Regions from separate parts of the Homo sapiens genome. Here region 1 is linked to region 2. A link is a loop called in an ENCODE intact Hi-C map of the cell type or tissue named here. Cell type or tissue: heart right ventricle. All regions are shown on one strand.

The links. Peaks named below come from ENCODE experiments on the same cell type or tissue, not always from the same donor. Only the 100,000 strongest peaks of a DNase experiment are listed, where the experiment ranks them.
Region 1: a loop joins it to region 2, with 2.8 times the contacts of the local background. A loop is called at or near these places in 2 of 110 quality-filtered maps.

The regions. Positions count from the first base shown.
Region 1 is chr1:222,035,641-222,043,640 of GRCh38, forward strand. It overlaps LINC01705 (long intergenic non-protein coding RNA 1705), which reads right to left. Exons shown (of 3, transcript XR_001738485.2): 3 at 6,064-6,282. Among named protein-coding and RNA genes, the nearest start is that of LINC01705, 20 kb to the right of the region's middle. In heart right ventricle, no CTCF peak of the experiment used is centred here; a DNase peak (open chromatin) is centred at 4,721; H3K27ac peaks cover 2,400 bases.
Region 2 is chr1:221,550,594-221,558,593 of GRCh38, forward strand. LOC107985462 (a long non-coding RNA gene) reads left to right here. Exons shown (of 2, transcript XR_001737823.1): 2 at 3,494-3,721. LOC105372937 (a long non-coding RNA gene) reads right to left here. Exons shown (of 3, transcript XR_922623.3): 3 at 4,953-5,835. It also overlaps the pseudogene LOC100132179. Among named protein-coding and RNA genes, the nearest start is that of DUSP10, 190 kb to the right of the region's middle. RefSeq lists an enhancer at 4,751-5,251. In heart right ventricle, no CTCF peak of the experiment used is centred here; no DNase peak of the experiment used is centred here.

The DNA of each region.
Region 1 (8,000 bases), 490 kb after region 2:
TTACTGTACGATCCAGCAATAATGCTCCTTAGTATTTACCCCAAGGAGATGAAAACTTATATTCACCCATAAGTTGGACCTGCACATGGATGCTTATAACAGTTTTATTCATAACTGACAAAACTTGGAAGCAACTAAGATGCCATTTCTGCAGGTGAATAAGTAAATAAATTGTGGTATAGGAGAAAAATGGAATATTATTCAGTGCTAAAAGGAAATGAGCTCTCAAGCCATGAAAAGACATGGAGAAAATTTAAGTGCATATTACTAAATGAAAGAAGTCAATCTAAACGGATTATATATTATGTGAGTCCACCTATATGACAATCTCAAAAAGGGAAAACTACGGGGACAGTAAAAGATAAGTGGCAGCCAATAGGGGAGGGAGGGATGAATAGGCAGAGCACAGAGGAATCTTAGGACAGTGAAACTACTCTGTATGATACTATAAAGGTAGACACATGCCATTATACATTTGTCTAAACCCACCAAATAGTACAACACCAAGCGTGAACCCCAGTGTAAGCTATGGACTTTGGGTAATAATGATGAATCAATGTAGGTTCATCACTTGTAACAAATGCACCATTCTCATGGAGGATGTTGATAATAGGGGAACTGTGCATGTGTAGGGGAAGCAGGTATATGAGAATTCTCTGAACCACCTTCACAATTTTGCAATGAGCCTAAAACTGTTTTCTTACATAATGTCTTTGAAAATATTAAAACCTCTAGAAAATATTTCTGATTCCTCTCCTCGCCCTCAAGGAAGAGGGATATATTCCCAGGTCAGCCAGGCACTTCATGCTGTTAACTGTGTGTTTGTGTGGGCTCCCCTCATAGACATTGATTTTCTTGAGGTCAAGAACTGTGATGTTGCACCTATGGGAACTTCCACATTAAAAGGACTCCCTGCTTAAAGCCTGTCTATAGCCTTCCTTCTCACCCAGGCTCAAACCCAAAGTCCCCATCATGGCTCCAAGATTCCGCACAAGCCGGTCTCTGCCAACTTCTGCTTCCTTTCAGGCCATTTGTCTCCCTTCTTTTTAGGTTCTCAGGGCCCAGCTTTATCCCTTATTTTCTTTATACCTATAGTAATTTCTGCTGGGGTGGTTCTCTACAGACAGCTCCCACTAGCCTTTTAACTGAGACTTTTCAGATCTCAGCTTCAGTTCATTCATTCATTTAACAAATATTTACTGAGCACTGTTCTAGGCACAAGGAGAAGGAAGCAGACAAAAATTCCTGCGTATCTGGAGTCTACATTCTGGCTGGGAGTAAGGCAGACAAGGAAGAAACAAACCAATAAATACAGACAATGTTACATGATGAAATGTGCTAAGAAAAATAAAGCAAATAAAGCGAGGCGAGATGGGCATTCCTGGGTGGAATGTCATTTCACGGGAGGACTCAAAAGGCCACACTGAGAGCATAATGGATGAGCAGAGACCTTCAGGGAGAGTGGGAACAAGCTGTGTGGGCGTTTGTGGAAGAAGCAGTGAGCGAGAAGACCCTGAGCCTAAGTGGACTCCACAGGGTTGAGGAAAAGCGGGAAGACCAGTGAGGGAGGGAGGGAGTGATGGGAGTTGGAAACAGATGGCAGGGGTCTGGGTCTCGTAGGGTCTTGCCAGCCACTGCCAGGACTTGAGCTTCTATTCTGAGTGAGATGAGTGTTTTCAGCAAAATAATCCAACTAACATTTGGAAGGGGCCACTCAGGCTGGTGCAAATAGAGGAAGATTAGTCAGGTTTTTCCAATACTCCTGGTGAGAAGTGATGATATCTTGGACCAGAGTGATAGAGGTTATAAAGTGGTTGACAAATGGTTGTGTTCTGGATCTATTTTGAAGGTAAGAGCTACAGGACTTATAGATATGTACTGGAAATGGAGTATCAGAGAAAGAAAATAATCAAAGATGACTCCAAGATTTTGATATGAGTCACTGAAAGAGTACATTTATATTTCCTAAGATGAACAGGCTGGGGGAGGAGAAGGTTGGAGATGAGAATGGGAAAAGAGGAGTGTGATTCTGAATGTGTTATGTAACATGTATCTGTTAGACAGCCTAGTAGAGAAGTCAAGTATACAGCTTGATATACAAATTAGGAGTTCACAGGAGAAGACTGGGGTGGCTTCTGGGGCATTCCAATATTTAGAAGCTAAGGATATGAGAATGAAACAGCTAAAAAGCAGGACAAGGAGAAGCCTGCTCTGTGGGAGGAAAATCAAGAGAGTGGTGTCACAAGAGCTAAATAAAGCATCTCAAGAGGGAGGGACTAATCAACTGTGTCAAATGTTGGTGATAAGTTCAGCAAGACAGGGGCTTATCACAATTTGTAATTATCTATTTCTGGTGAGTGTGTCTTTCTTCCTCTGTGTCACCACCCCATTGATTATAAGCCCCAACAGGGCATGACCAGTGTCTCTTTGTTCATCATTTAATGCCAAACCCTGCTGGACATAGAGTAGGCATACAAAAATATATTTCTTAAAAGAATGAATAAATGAACAGCCAAATGGTAAATCATTTTGTTAAGCCCACTTTTTAAATGTAAATCCTAGAGACCCATCTCTGCCCTGCCCTTAACTAACCAGCTGCTTGCCCATGGGAAAACTTCAGTTTCCTTCCCCTGGATTTCACTTTCCTCACCTATTAGCAAACTGCACGAGTTAACGGCCTCTACCAGATCTTGCATCCCACAAGTCTTCAACAGGTCTAAGTCAGACCTTCTAATTTCCAAGCCATGGTGTAATTTTAGCCACCGCCTCCCCAAAATGCCTACCATTGGCCTGAGGCTGCCGTGAATTCTGTCACTAGATTTTAACACTTTTCAGTACAATCTAATCCCCATGAGACACACAAATTAGGAAGCAACTATGATCAGTCATTTGTGCCAGAATGTGAGTACATTTGTCTGGTCCTTTCCTAATAACTGTTTTAGATAAGGGCCTGTTGAGAAAGAAAGAGAGTAGAGTATACTCAGTGAGCTGTCCAGGGAGGAAAGGGGTACAAAAAAAAAAAAACCACTAGAGATAAACTACTGAAAGTCTATATAGGGCAGGTCTTATTTGATGGAATTGAAAGGAAAGGTTCAAGAAATGTTAACTTGTGTCTTTAAGTATCTCCAAATCTGAACTGAATCTCAGGAGATGTTGAGTAAGTCATTTCTCCAACCAGGGTTTTGATCTCAATTATAAAATTGGTGAAGATGTACTTGATCATCTAAAAATGCTCTGCTGCCTTTAAAGTCAAGGATTCAGTGACTAGGGAATGACTTCTCTAATTAGGTAGGGAAGGGAAGACAGTCTATTTTAGCCTAGGAATGAAAGATGAAGCAAATAGTCACACATTTCCAAATATGTGGTCGGTCACTTCAGTTCCAAGAAGGACTACCCAATTCTCTTAGCACAGCAAAATAATAATGATAACAATAATTTTTTACATTTACTCAAGTTACAACAAAAATTTAAAATGGCTCTTGCCTGCCTCTGAACAAGGCACTGTAAGTGTGGTCACGTGCCCTGTGCATGACAAAGGTCACAGAGTCTGTCCTCAGTATTGTCCTTTGGCCTGAGACTGCATACACAGAATTAGGATTAGTTCAGTCTCTGCTGCTAACCTCCCCAAAATAACCCTGCTAGCATCAACGACAAAGACTTGGGTCTGGGCACTTCTCCCTGTAGTGGACTAGCTTGTACTGGACCATGTTTACACTTAAAGAAAGATGATATTTGTGGCCAGGCACAGTGGCTCACGCCTGTAAGGCCAGCACTGTGGGAGGCCAAGGTGGGTGGATTGCTTGAGCCCAGGAGTTCGAGACCAGCCTGGGCAACATGGCAAAACAACAACAACAACAACAACAAAGACAAAAATTAGCAAGGCATAGTGGCATGTACCTGTAGTCCTAGCTACTCAGGAGACTGAGATAGGAGGGTTGCTTGAGCCCAGGAGGCAGAAGCTGCAGTGAGCCATGTTTGCACCACTGCACTCCAGCCTGGGTGACAGAGTGAGACCCTGTATCAAAAACAAGCTAACAAACACACACACACACACACACACACACGAAAGAAAGAAGAAAGAAAGAGAGAGAGAGAAAGAAAGAAAGAAAGAAAGAAAGAAAGAAAGAAAGAAAGAAAGAACGAAAGAAAGAAATTAATTTATAAATCAGCAAATAGAATGGAATCTCTGACCTCACCCCAAATCTGTATTTGGTGGAAGCTGAATGTAAATAAACAGATGAACCAGAAGAACAAGGAAGCAAACAACATTCATGATCAGGAAAGAGAGTGAAATCAACTAGAGTATCCACAGAATCCAGCCTGTAACATCAGCCTCATTAGCACAGCCCCAAGGGCAGGAGAAATTATGTTTTGGGGCAACAAGGATGAGATAAGAAACTTGATAATGACCATCTGCTGCTGATGTCAGGTCTACCTTAAGCAAGGGAGCAGAAGCCCTGGCAATGGGCACACACGCGGATGTGTTCCATGTGGTGTGAGAGTGTGTATGTGCGTTTAAAGTACTGTGGGTGGTGCATTTAATACGGCACTTTTCTGTCCAAGAAAATCATATCCCCTCCAAAGCCCTGAATTATTGAAATCTTGAAGTTTCTCACATCTGTTACGAGCCTTGTATCACCATTTCCGCACGCTATTGGGTGCCATATTCTGTGTCTGAGGTTACAGGCATGCCAGAACCCTCCCACTGCCAAGCTGGGAGATCATTTGTTATTTCTGTAGCCATAGGCTTGCCAAAACCTGGGGAGCTTGATTCTGAAAGGAGCCATCATGCCAGAGGGCAGCAAGCTGGCGAGCTGTGGGGTGGTCTCAACACTCGATATCCAAGCCTTTCAGCCTGAGTGTAACCAGAGCCCCTCGGAGAGAAAGTGGCCCTGAGCTGCCTCAGCTGCTGTAAAATTCCTCTAATGGCCTAGTCTAAGTCCCTCTCACTCAGGCCACCGCCATTTCAATGGAAAGTGAGTTGGGTCCAAATAGGATGAACCAAACTTCTGTCTGAGCAAAAAAGTTGGCCCAGGGCTCAAGAGCTTTAAATGGACCATGAATAATGTTTTATAGCCTCGGCACTGGGGTGAACTCAACCCCTACACTTAGCCTCACCTTTCACGGTGTTATTTTTAGAGATCTCATTACACCCCAGCTTAAACTAAAAATATGTTTCCCAGGAATAGCAGAACACAGTTTTAATTGTGCAAAGTGACACGAATGTTCATGGACTCTAATTACATATGATATTTCATGTGTTTGAGATCAGCTGTAAGGAGTAAGGAGGAATGGCTAAATTGCATTTTTCAAGAGCAGTGACTAGACTTGCTTTGAGACTACGGGGCTCAATTAGCTTTCTGGGGGCTGGTGTGGTTTTCCTCAACTGATGCTTTGATTTCTAATAATTTGGGGTGACTCATGTAAGACAGGATAAGAGGTCCCAGGAAGCCCTGTTCATGAGAAGCTCACCTCCAAGTTCTACCAAGCCATTCTCACCCAACACTGACACATAATTCCCTCCCCACTCTCCCACGCTTGGAAGGCGAGATGGTGCAGTAAAAGAGCTTTGGAATCTGACAAATTGGCAACTGAATCTTTACGCTGCCCCTCTACCTCTGTGACTTCAGGCAAGTTATTAATCTTCCTAAGTCTGGTTCCTCATTGAAAAATAAGAATCATAAATGTTGTATGGATAAAATGCAATAATTTATGCAGAAGCCTAATAAATTATTACAGCAGAGGCCTAATAAATTATTACATTATTTATTTATTTATTTATTTATTTTGAGATGGAGTCTCACTCTGTCGCTCAGGCTGGAGTGCAGTGGCACGATCTCAGCTCACTGCAAGCTCTGCCTCCTGGGTTCAGGCCATTCTCCTGCCTCAGCCTCCCAAGTAACCGGGACTACAGGCGCCCGCCAACATGTCCGGCTAATTTTTTGTATTTTTAGTAGAGACAGGGTTTCACCGTGTTAGCCAGGAAGGTCTCAATCTCCTGACCTTGTGATCCGCCCGCCTCGGCCTAACAAAGTGCTGGAATTACAGGCTTGAGCCACCGCGCCCGGCCATATTATTTTTTTATTTGACTTGCTCATATACTTGAATCAGTAGGGGCATTTGTTGAGCACTGACCATGACAACACAGGTGATATACGATGCAACGGTGTCAGACCCCGACAAAGAGTGCGCACACGGGCATGAGTGGCTCTGATGCAGGACGGCAGGACGGCATCAGCACCAGCCTGGACTGTGGGGACACCAACAAGGGAGCGCTTTATCCTGGGGGAAGAAAGTCTCATGAATTCAAGCTGGTCCTTCAAGGATCCTTAGAACAGCAGCATTCTCTCTACTGGTGCACATAGATGTTAAAGATGTACCATCTAGGAATAGGCTGCCTAAGATGGAACCCCAGCTCTGCCTCTTATTACCAACCTAACCTTGGGCAAGTTACTTAAGCTTTTACGTCATAATTTCTGCAGCTGCAAGACAGAGCTCATGTTAACACCTACTTCATAACGTGGTTACGAGGATTAAATGAGATAGTTGATGTGACGCACAAGCCTTCAGTACATTGTCACAAAGAAATTCCTCAAGAAATGTTGGAGGTTAATGGTACTGTGGGAATTTTATTCCTGGAAAAGGGAACATTTGAGCAAAGAGAGGAATGCACAGGATAATTAAAGGAATATCTTGTGGCTTAGTTTGACTGAATCATAGCACATATTATGGGAGAAAAGGCAGGTCCTCAAGTAACCTCTCTGGGTTAGTCTTTGCATTCACTTGCGACATTTTCTCGATTCCATCAGTGTACATTCCGTGTCTCTCTCTAGTTCCTGGACTCTCTAAGACTGGAGCTCACATTGTAACCACTCAGACCACTCAGCCTTCTCTTTTCCATGAGAATCATCTTCCATCCCTATTTTCAGACTATTCTGGTTTCATCAGCTTTTTAAGACAATTATTAATATTTTGATGAAGTTGGCAGTCTAGTAATGACAGTGTGATCACTCAACCTGGTTATAGAGAAAAACATGTTTGCAAATTTTCCATCTGGTGAAAAGTCTAAAGGTCCCAAGCTCATTTCTGTAATCTCTCAAATTCCAGTGCCTATTCTAGAAGGGGGCTTGGTCAGACTGGACCAGACAGCCACCCTGAACCTGGAGGGAACAAGCTCAACAGCACGGGGACAGGGATGGAGGTGAGGACACCAAGTTGTGGGTAGGCTGCAGGGTCTACAGAAGAGTCAGTTCATTTTTAAAATGAGATGCCTGTGAGTCCCCCATGTGAATCAGCTGTCACTGCAGGGTACTCATGCTGTTCCTATCATATCATTGGGATACTTTTCAGAGCATGGTTCCCAATACTCAGAACCTTTTATTTTATTTATTTTTCCCAGAGAGGTATTGACGTATTTGCATAAAGAAATAGAAGTTGCTGTCTCATGGACTTTTGGATGCAGAATAATTATTTTGCAAAACAATATGAATAAACAGCAGAAAAAAAGTAGGAAAATAGAAAGAGAAGCAGATGCCCCATCTCCAGGGTGTGAGTATCATCACCTCACGTTTACATCAGAGTTCCTGAGTATCACTCTCAGATCATAGTTATTTTACTCTTTCCCCCAATATCTACAAGTACAGTCTGACACTGTGCAAAGCTACCAGTGTCCCCTGAGGGTTGTTTGCCCCTAATGGGTCTTCTCTCTGCCCTTCCCACTTCAGCTTCCAGTCTCAGGTCTCTTGCCCCAGCAGAAGCCCTGCCCCTCACCGTGTGGGGACAGGAAAGGTCCCTTCCCAAGCACCACATTATCAACTACTATTGGACCCACCTGGGCAATTTGGCAGCCTATGTGCCCTGGCATTCTGGGACAGCTTAGGAGTGTCTGAGAATAGACAGAGATGGCCCAGAGCTGCAGCTGCACAGCTGAGGCAGAGAGTGCCCCAGCGCCCCAGCCTCAGGCAGCCTCCTCGGCCTCCCTCCCAGGAGCAGGCTGGCTG
Region 2 (8,000 bases):
ATCCTTTTGTTGATGAACATGATGCAGATGGACACCACCAGGTTGCGGAGGGGCCTAGTGATGATGCTTGCTTTGTGCCACTGTTACCGGGGGTCCTTGCTCCCAGAGCTCCCAAGATGGTGGCGGGCCGCTTCCAAAATGGTGGAGGGCCACTTCCAAGATGGTGGCAAGCCTCGTGTTCTCTGACCTGGGGTTCTTGGCCTGACAGATTCCAAAGAATGGAATCTTGGGCCATGCGGTGAGTGTTATAGCTCTATTAGAAGCTGCGGGTCACGGAAGAGAACGGTGGAACCCAGTGACTAGTGTTCAGTTTGATTAGGATGAACCTGGGCACTTAGCCGTGCAGGAAGGGCAAGCCTTTAGCTGAATAGGGAGTGGCATAGGCGACTCACTGGATCAGGAGCGCAGCAGACACCCTGCCTGATCTGGAGGGATGGAAGTCAGTGGCGGGTCTGTGACAGCGGCAAACAGCAGTGGTGGACAGCGAGCGAAAGCTCAGCTTGAGCAGTAACAAGCACAGACCAAAAGAGAGTGCAGTTGCAAGATTTAATAGAGTGAAAACGGAGCTCCGATACAAAGGGAGGGGACCCAAAAGGGGTAGCCTTTGCTGGCTCGAATGCCTGGGTTTATATCCCGATCATTTTCCCTCCTGCTGTGCTCTCAGGCAATAGATGATCGGCTATTTCTTTACCTCCTGTTTTTGCCTAATTAGCATTTTAGTGAGCTCTCTTTACTATCTGACTGGTCGGATGTGAGCTAAGTTGCAAGCCCCGTGTTTAAAGGTGGAAGTGGTCACCTTCCCAGTTAGGCTTAGGGATTCTTAGTCGGCCTAGGAAATCCAGCTAGTTCTGTCTCTCACCACCATAAAGAGCAGCACACTCATCATCTTCCAGGCAAGCAGCCATCCCTCAGCACACACCACTACCCCAGTCCAATCATGGGTACTCTTGAAGACACATAGTTGTAATGGGTAAGAGGTTCGGTCCTTATGGTAGGACAGGAGTAGATATTTTAGTTCACAAAGGATTTGGAATTCCTCAAATCACTTTCTTGGGGCATCTCTTTACTTTGCCTACACAGTGACCCTTTGGGAAATGGCACCAGGTGTCCCAGGCTGGTGCTTAAAGTGGGAATATTAAGGTAAGATGTGGCAGATTCTACCAGATAGAATATCACTATGCTTCCTTCCAAAGGGAGCCTTATTCAACTCCTCTCTGCAATTGTTTGTATACAGAATGTGCCAAAGGTTCCAAGGAGAATCTTAAACTCTCACACCACATGTGACCCAGTGGAATGCAGAGGGCAGGGCCTCCTTCCGGAAACACATCAGCCCTAGTCCTAGCTCCAATCCTTCTTGCTGAGGGGCCTCAGCTCTGTTACCTACCCCCTCTATGTCTCAGTTTTCTTACAAGTAAAATGATAATATTAATAGTAGCTAGCTCATATGATTAGAAGGATTAACTGAGTACATAAAGCACACAGAACATGCCTGGCACAGAGTGGGTGTAACTGTCTCATGAGCGACCATGACTTAGAATAATCAATTTCAGGAGTCCTCCTGGGTGGCAGGATTATCCTTTATATATATTCCAAAACTGTTTAATGAGAAGAAATACATTTCAGTTAAAAATAATTTATATTATAATATCCTTTAGTTGGGTTTAGTTAGGTTCCTGTTGTTAATTGAAAGTGCCCCATGTGTGTTCACTGCAGCACTATTCACAACAGCAAAGACATTGAATCAACCTAAATGCCCATCAATGATAGACTGGATAAAGAAAATATGATACATATACACCATGGAATACTCTGCAGCATAAAAAAAGAGTAAGATCATGTCCTTCACAGGGACATGGATGGAGCTGGAGGCCATTATCCTTAACAAACTAATGCAGGAGCAGAAAGCCAAATGCCTCATGTTCTCATTTATAAGTGGGAACTAAATAATGAGAACACATGGACACACAGAGGGGAACAACACACACTGTGGCCTTTTGGAGGGTGGAGGGAGAGAATCAGGAAGAATATCTAATGGGTACTAGGCTTAATACCTGGGTGATGAAATAATCTATACAATAAACCCTCATGACACAAGTTTACCAATATAACAAACCTGCACATGTACCCCTGAACTTAAATAAAGTGTGGTTCAGGGACAGTTTTTATCCCAAGGGGCATTTGTCAATGACTGAAGCCATGTTTGCTTGTCACAACTGAGGGTGTTACTGGATGTAGTGAGCAGGGGCCAGGGATGCCGCACAGCACTCTACAACGCATAGATAGCCCCTGACGAAAAAGAGTTATCTGGCCCAAAATGTCATTAGTGCCAAGATTGAGAAACTGCTCTACAGGACCTAGTAAACAGAAATAGTCAGCAAACAACTGTATTCCCATTAGGCAAAAGAACATTTTCTCTTCCAAAGGAAGTTAGAGGACGAGGAGAGTGGCTCATGCCTGTAATCCCAGTACTTTGGGAGGCCGAGGCTGGCGGATCATGAGGTCAAGAGATCAAGACCATCCTGGCCAACATGGTGAAATCTGTCTCTACTAAAAATACAAAAATTACCCAGGCGTGGTGGCGCACACCTGTAATCCCAGCTACTAGGGAGGCTGAGGCATGAAAATCACTTGAACCTGGGAGGCAGACATTGCAGTGAGCCAAGATCATGTCATTGCACTCCAGCCTGGGCGACAGAGCGAGAGTCTGTCTCAAAACAACAACAAAAAAAAGGAAGTTAGGTAAAGCCAAACATGCAGCCTGGAGTCGGGCTTGTTGTGCTGATTTTTTCTGTTGCTGATATATGATTGTAAGCTTTCTTTCCGCTGATGTTTTGTGGGGAGGGTGTCCAAAGAGCAAAGGGAAAGAGAACAGAACAATCAGAGAAGAAAATAAGTGTATTCAGCAAATGATCCCTCCAATCCTAAAAGAGTAAAATGCTTACTTCCCTGATGAAAAAAAAAAAGTCATTCATAGATAAGAAAAATCATGTACAAGAGTTTTTGACACCAAGCTGATTAGAGATCTCACAGCCATCTTGGGATATCTGTAACTAAGCCTAACACTGAGTTGAAATAAATATTCCACTTACCTATTCCTTATTAAAATATTAACCATATCCACTAGAAAATGAAGCAAACAGCTTTAAGAAGAAAGCCCTAAATGAAAAGAAACTGCTGGAGAAGTAGTTACTTTACTTAAATATCATTATATACTACTGATTTTTAATAAACACAGTACAAAATAGAAAAAGTGTCCTACTAGAATCAGAGATATACAAGCTCTTATATTTGGGCTTTTAAACATCTGAGCTAAAGATGTTTAAAATAGTTTAGGTTTGTTTAGTGAAAATTCTCTCCCTTCCTACTAAGGATAGAGTTTATTTTCCCATCCTTGGACCCATCTTGGACCATCTGTGTGACTTGCTTTGACCAATGGAATATTAGCAGAGACCTGAAATGTGCTTATGCAGTTTGTTTTGACCTGTGTTTTTAGGCGATTTGCCACGAGAAGGACATGGCCTGGTGGCTACTGCACCTTCAGCTTCCGCACACATAAATACATATGGAACACACCGGACCTAGTCTCCAGCCTGGAGCCATGCCTACAGCATGGCTGAAGCATGAAGCAGGGCTAACTGGCCACATTCAACCTCCATCAGCTGAAGCACAATACACCTGCAAACCTATGAGTCTGAGAATAAAGGCTTGTTATTGAAAGCCACTAAGATTTGGGGTGGTTTGTTATCCAACATTCTGATGGCAACAGCAGTAATAGATCACCAGGTCTTTGTGATTTTGCTTTTAAATAAATTCACTAATTCTAAATGGAATTCTCAATAGATATTTGCAAATTAATCTTTTTTTCTATAGAAATAATGACTACTGCTTCTTTGTCTTGAGTTGTTGATAAAAATATATGTTTCATAGAGCATAAAATGGGCTACATGAGGGCAGACTTCTACAAGGATTAATTTCTATAAGATGTAGAAATGTCTTTTATATCACTTTAGAACTCTCCCAGGCATTTAAATAAGAGTGGTCTTTTTTTTAGGAAGTTCTGTTGGCTGCATGTAAACTTTGAAATAAAATTAGCTCCAAGTTAGAAAACAATTGGTATAGCAATCTACCTAAGGCATTCTTGGAAAAAGTTGGGTGGCATGATTATTTTAGTCTTTAAATTTCCAGAAACATTTCTTCCATTTGGCTTGTGAGATTAGGAATTTAGCAAAGAAGTAACAAAACCGTACTTAGATAGGCAACTGATGAACTGCTTAAACTAAGATTTCTAATTCATTGTGATCGGGAATCTCATTTACATAAAATGAAAAATAATTAAATTGCATCTTAATTGTGATCTTTTCCAATTTAATTGAATTTCAACACTTAGGTCAGTGGCTGGAGTACAAAGTCAATTTCTTCCTGAAAGGTTTTATTATTATTTTAAAATTAATTTCCTTCCTTATTCACAAGAGGGGAGTGATATAGCCCAATGTGAATGAACGATTACATGGACCTATATGAGGTTTTGAATAAATACCTTGACTTGGGCCCAGTAAGCTTGCAAAGGTTGCTAACTGTATGTATTTAGTTGTCACTGGTGAATTCGTATGTGTAGGCAGATGCAGAAGGAAGGTTGTGATATAAGCTATAGACTGTAGTCTTTTCTTTCTCTCCTGAGGACGGGGTGGACAAAATGGGCTTGAGAAGCAGTAGCCTGAAGTTGGGAATCACTGGAATTCAAAAATGTTAGCATTTAAAGCTGCCCAAGAAGCCAGTGAAACGACTCCAACCTGCCATATGAGGACATGGAAACTCTCAGAAAGGTAAAGGCAGTGATCTACCCAAGGCTGAAAAGATAGTGAATTCCAGAGCTGCGTGGTCCATCTAGATTCCCCGATTCCTAATTCTAATTACTTCTCAAGCAGATTTAAGGAAGATTATCTGATGCAAAGTTACCAAAATTACAGAAATTGTTTATTATGGTCATATATACAGGGTCTGACTTACTAGCCTTTAAATGCAAAAGTAGTGGTTGCTTACACTTTGCTGCAGCATTAGCGCTTACTTGGGGGGACTGCTGGGTGGCAGAGCCCCCAAAGAACAGCCTCTCCCATTGGGAGTTCTCCAAGATCATTGTCTTTCTCATTTTGGAGTTTGTGTTTCCTACAGGATCTATTCTGACAAAGCTGTCCTGTGGCCTCACAATCACGTCTGTCAGGGTAGCATGGTTGTCCAGGACAAGTGTGTATATCAGTGGCTCCTGGCAGGTGATGATTACATAAGCATCCTGCCAGCCACCCGAGTGGAAACGATGGTCCCAGCACTTCTGAGAGAAGAGAACATGACGGGGGTGCAGCATGCGGCTGGGGTGCACAGGCTTTCTGGCCTGGCAGAGATCTTTTCCAGTGAAGTGATTTTTCACATTGCAGGAGGAAACACGAGAAAAGGCTTCTTCATCTGCCAGACTCAGGGTGCCTTAAAACACAAAGTGCTTCAACTGTGTTTGAGCTTTGAGGGGGTTGGGGCTTGCTTATTTTTATAGTTATTTATGCCTTACTCTCATTTCAAGTGGCAAGCACTTTATTCAGTTTTCTCAGTGGAGCAAGAACAGACTGATTGGCCCTCTGGGTGTCCAGGAATGAAAGGTCACTCATCCACTTTGCAAACACATCCACTCAGGCGGAGAAAGCCCAGACAGCCTGTGACCTGAAAAAGCTCCTCATGCAGTGCCCCTCGGCCAGGCCAGGTCCAGATGCTTTCCTCAGAGGGCTGAGACATCAGGAGGACCACTGATAAGACCATCTAGCAAGGATTGGACGTGGACGAGGGTCTTCACTGAAAAGAGAGAGAAGATGGGAGAAGAGGGTTAATACATACAGAAAGAGAGAGAAGCTTGAGACAAGAGGGATGTGGAAAAGACTGTGGAGATGGTAGAGGAGAAAGATTGCTTTTCCTTATTTCAGAGCTATTTTTATCAGGATAACATCTAGGCCAGAAGAAAGCAGCTCTTGTTTCCAATGTATCAGGTTAACACAAAACATATTTGTTCACCTCCAGAAGCATAGTTTTGTTTCCTTACCAACATTCTGTGAGCAGTACCACACAGTGGCTAAAAGGTCAGGCTCCTGAGTCAAATGGACATGGATTTGAGTCCCAGCTCAAAGATATACTACCTTCCCTAAAGCACTATTTTATCATTATACTATGAAGAAAGAACAGTAACAACTGTACAGAGTTATTTTGAGTATCCAATGAGATAATGCATGGAAGTACATCATAAAATATCTAACACATAGTTCTCAAATATTAGCTATTAATAATTAGTGAGTATTGCAATGGACATAGCACCAACAAGATTCAGAGACACAAAAAATAAAAACTGCTTTCAAGGAACTTACAGTCAGCTTGAGGATATAAGATGAGCATACATGAAGCAGTATGGAATGGCCCACAACAGCATAAAGTGTATGAAATACACTAAGTTCTGCATGAGTTTACAAAGCCCACAGTGATGAAAAGTTGTGTAATAATTCAAGATACTATGGGTAATCATCAATGAAGTGGTATATTTAAGTAGGTGCTAGAAGTGGAGATGAAAGATGAGTGTCTTTTAAACCAGTGCTTCCCCAATTGTAATGTGCATATGAATCACCCAGGAATTTCCTAATAATATAACTTTTAGTTCGGTCCTGGGGTGGGGCCTCAGATCCTGCAGATTTAAGAAGCTCCTTAGGTAATGTCCATGTTATTGGTCCACAGACCACTCATTGAGTAGCAAAGACTTAGAGAAAGATTTTGGAACATATTCCTGGCAGGTAATGTGTTTACCCAGTGACCTGTTCCTTGTTTTATACCTATTAAATATTAAACATGAAGGATGATGAAGAGAAAAGAAAAGAGTGGCAAGAGAAATAGGCCACAAGGTTCCTACTCACAAGGAGTTTTGGGGTTGTTTTCTCCTAAATTCTCATTGATCAGAAAAACATCATCATTACCACCACTCCAAAACAGTCACCACCATTAACTAGCCAAAACAACTGGTGGAAAAATATCCATTGAACAAGTATGTGACAATCCAGTACCAAAGCTTTAATAAGTCCTAAACAGAAGTGGAAGAGAGCAATCACCATGGGGCAGGGTTAGTTAGGGAAGATATCCTAGATAACTGACATTCAACCCAAAAGCTAAAAGAAATGACAGAAAGGAGTGAAGACGGTGGATGGTGACAAAACCCAGGAACCGAAGCTCCCAACTCTCCTTACTTTTGCTTCTTACTCTTATTGTGGCACACTTACTTATGTGCTGCTCTCTGATTGCTTTTGAGATAGTTCATTCAAACACATTTGTAGCCGCCCCCTAATTCCCCAAGAAACACATACAGTAGATTCTTCTATCCTCATACAGAGATAAAAATTATATTCTTCTTAAGCCTTCAGTTTATGATTAGTCTAAATCTAAGCCATGCTTGCTTTTCCAGAAATAAAATTAAGTGTAGAGAAGTCAGCTCCTTAAGTTGTAGATCATGAAAATGTTCTAAATATTAGAAGCATTACAGAAATGCAGAGATAGCTGACATGTTTACATGGCTTGTGTAATTCTAGGTAACAATGTGTGTTCATTCTGATTTATAATAACACTAGGTATACAGGAGCAGCTTCTTTGATGAGGAAATGAAATCTTCTTTGCTATCTTATTTAACTGAAAAGCTCTTAAAATATATGCTTTGAAATGTCCCCTCTTCCTTGGTATTTATCCAAAGTTCTGCAAAAAGAGTTATAATCCACTTATCTCCAAGAAGCAAGTTGAGGGAGAAGTTACATAAAATAGTTGGCTTATTTATAGATGTGCATCTATTCTGTAAACCCATATGTAAAGACCAGAAGGGCATTTTGTCCCTAAAACCAGGACAAATAAGAGATTTGTAGAGGGAGGCCAGGTCATCAGCACGATAGAAGGCTGCTTCTATTGAAGCTTCTGCTTCTATAGAAGATGATTTATTA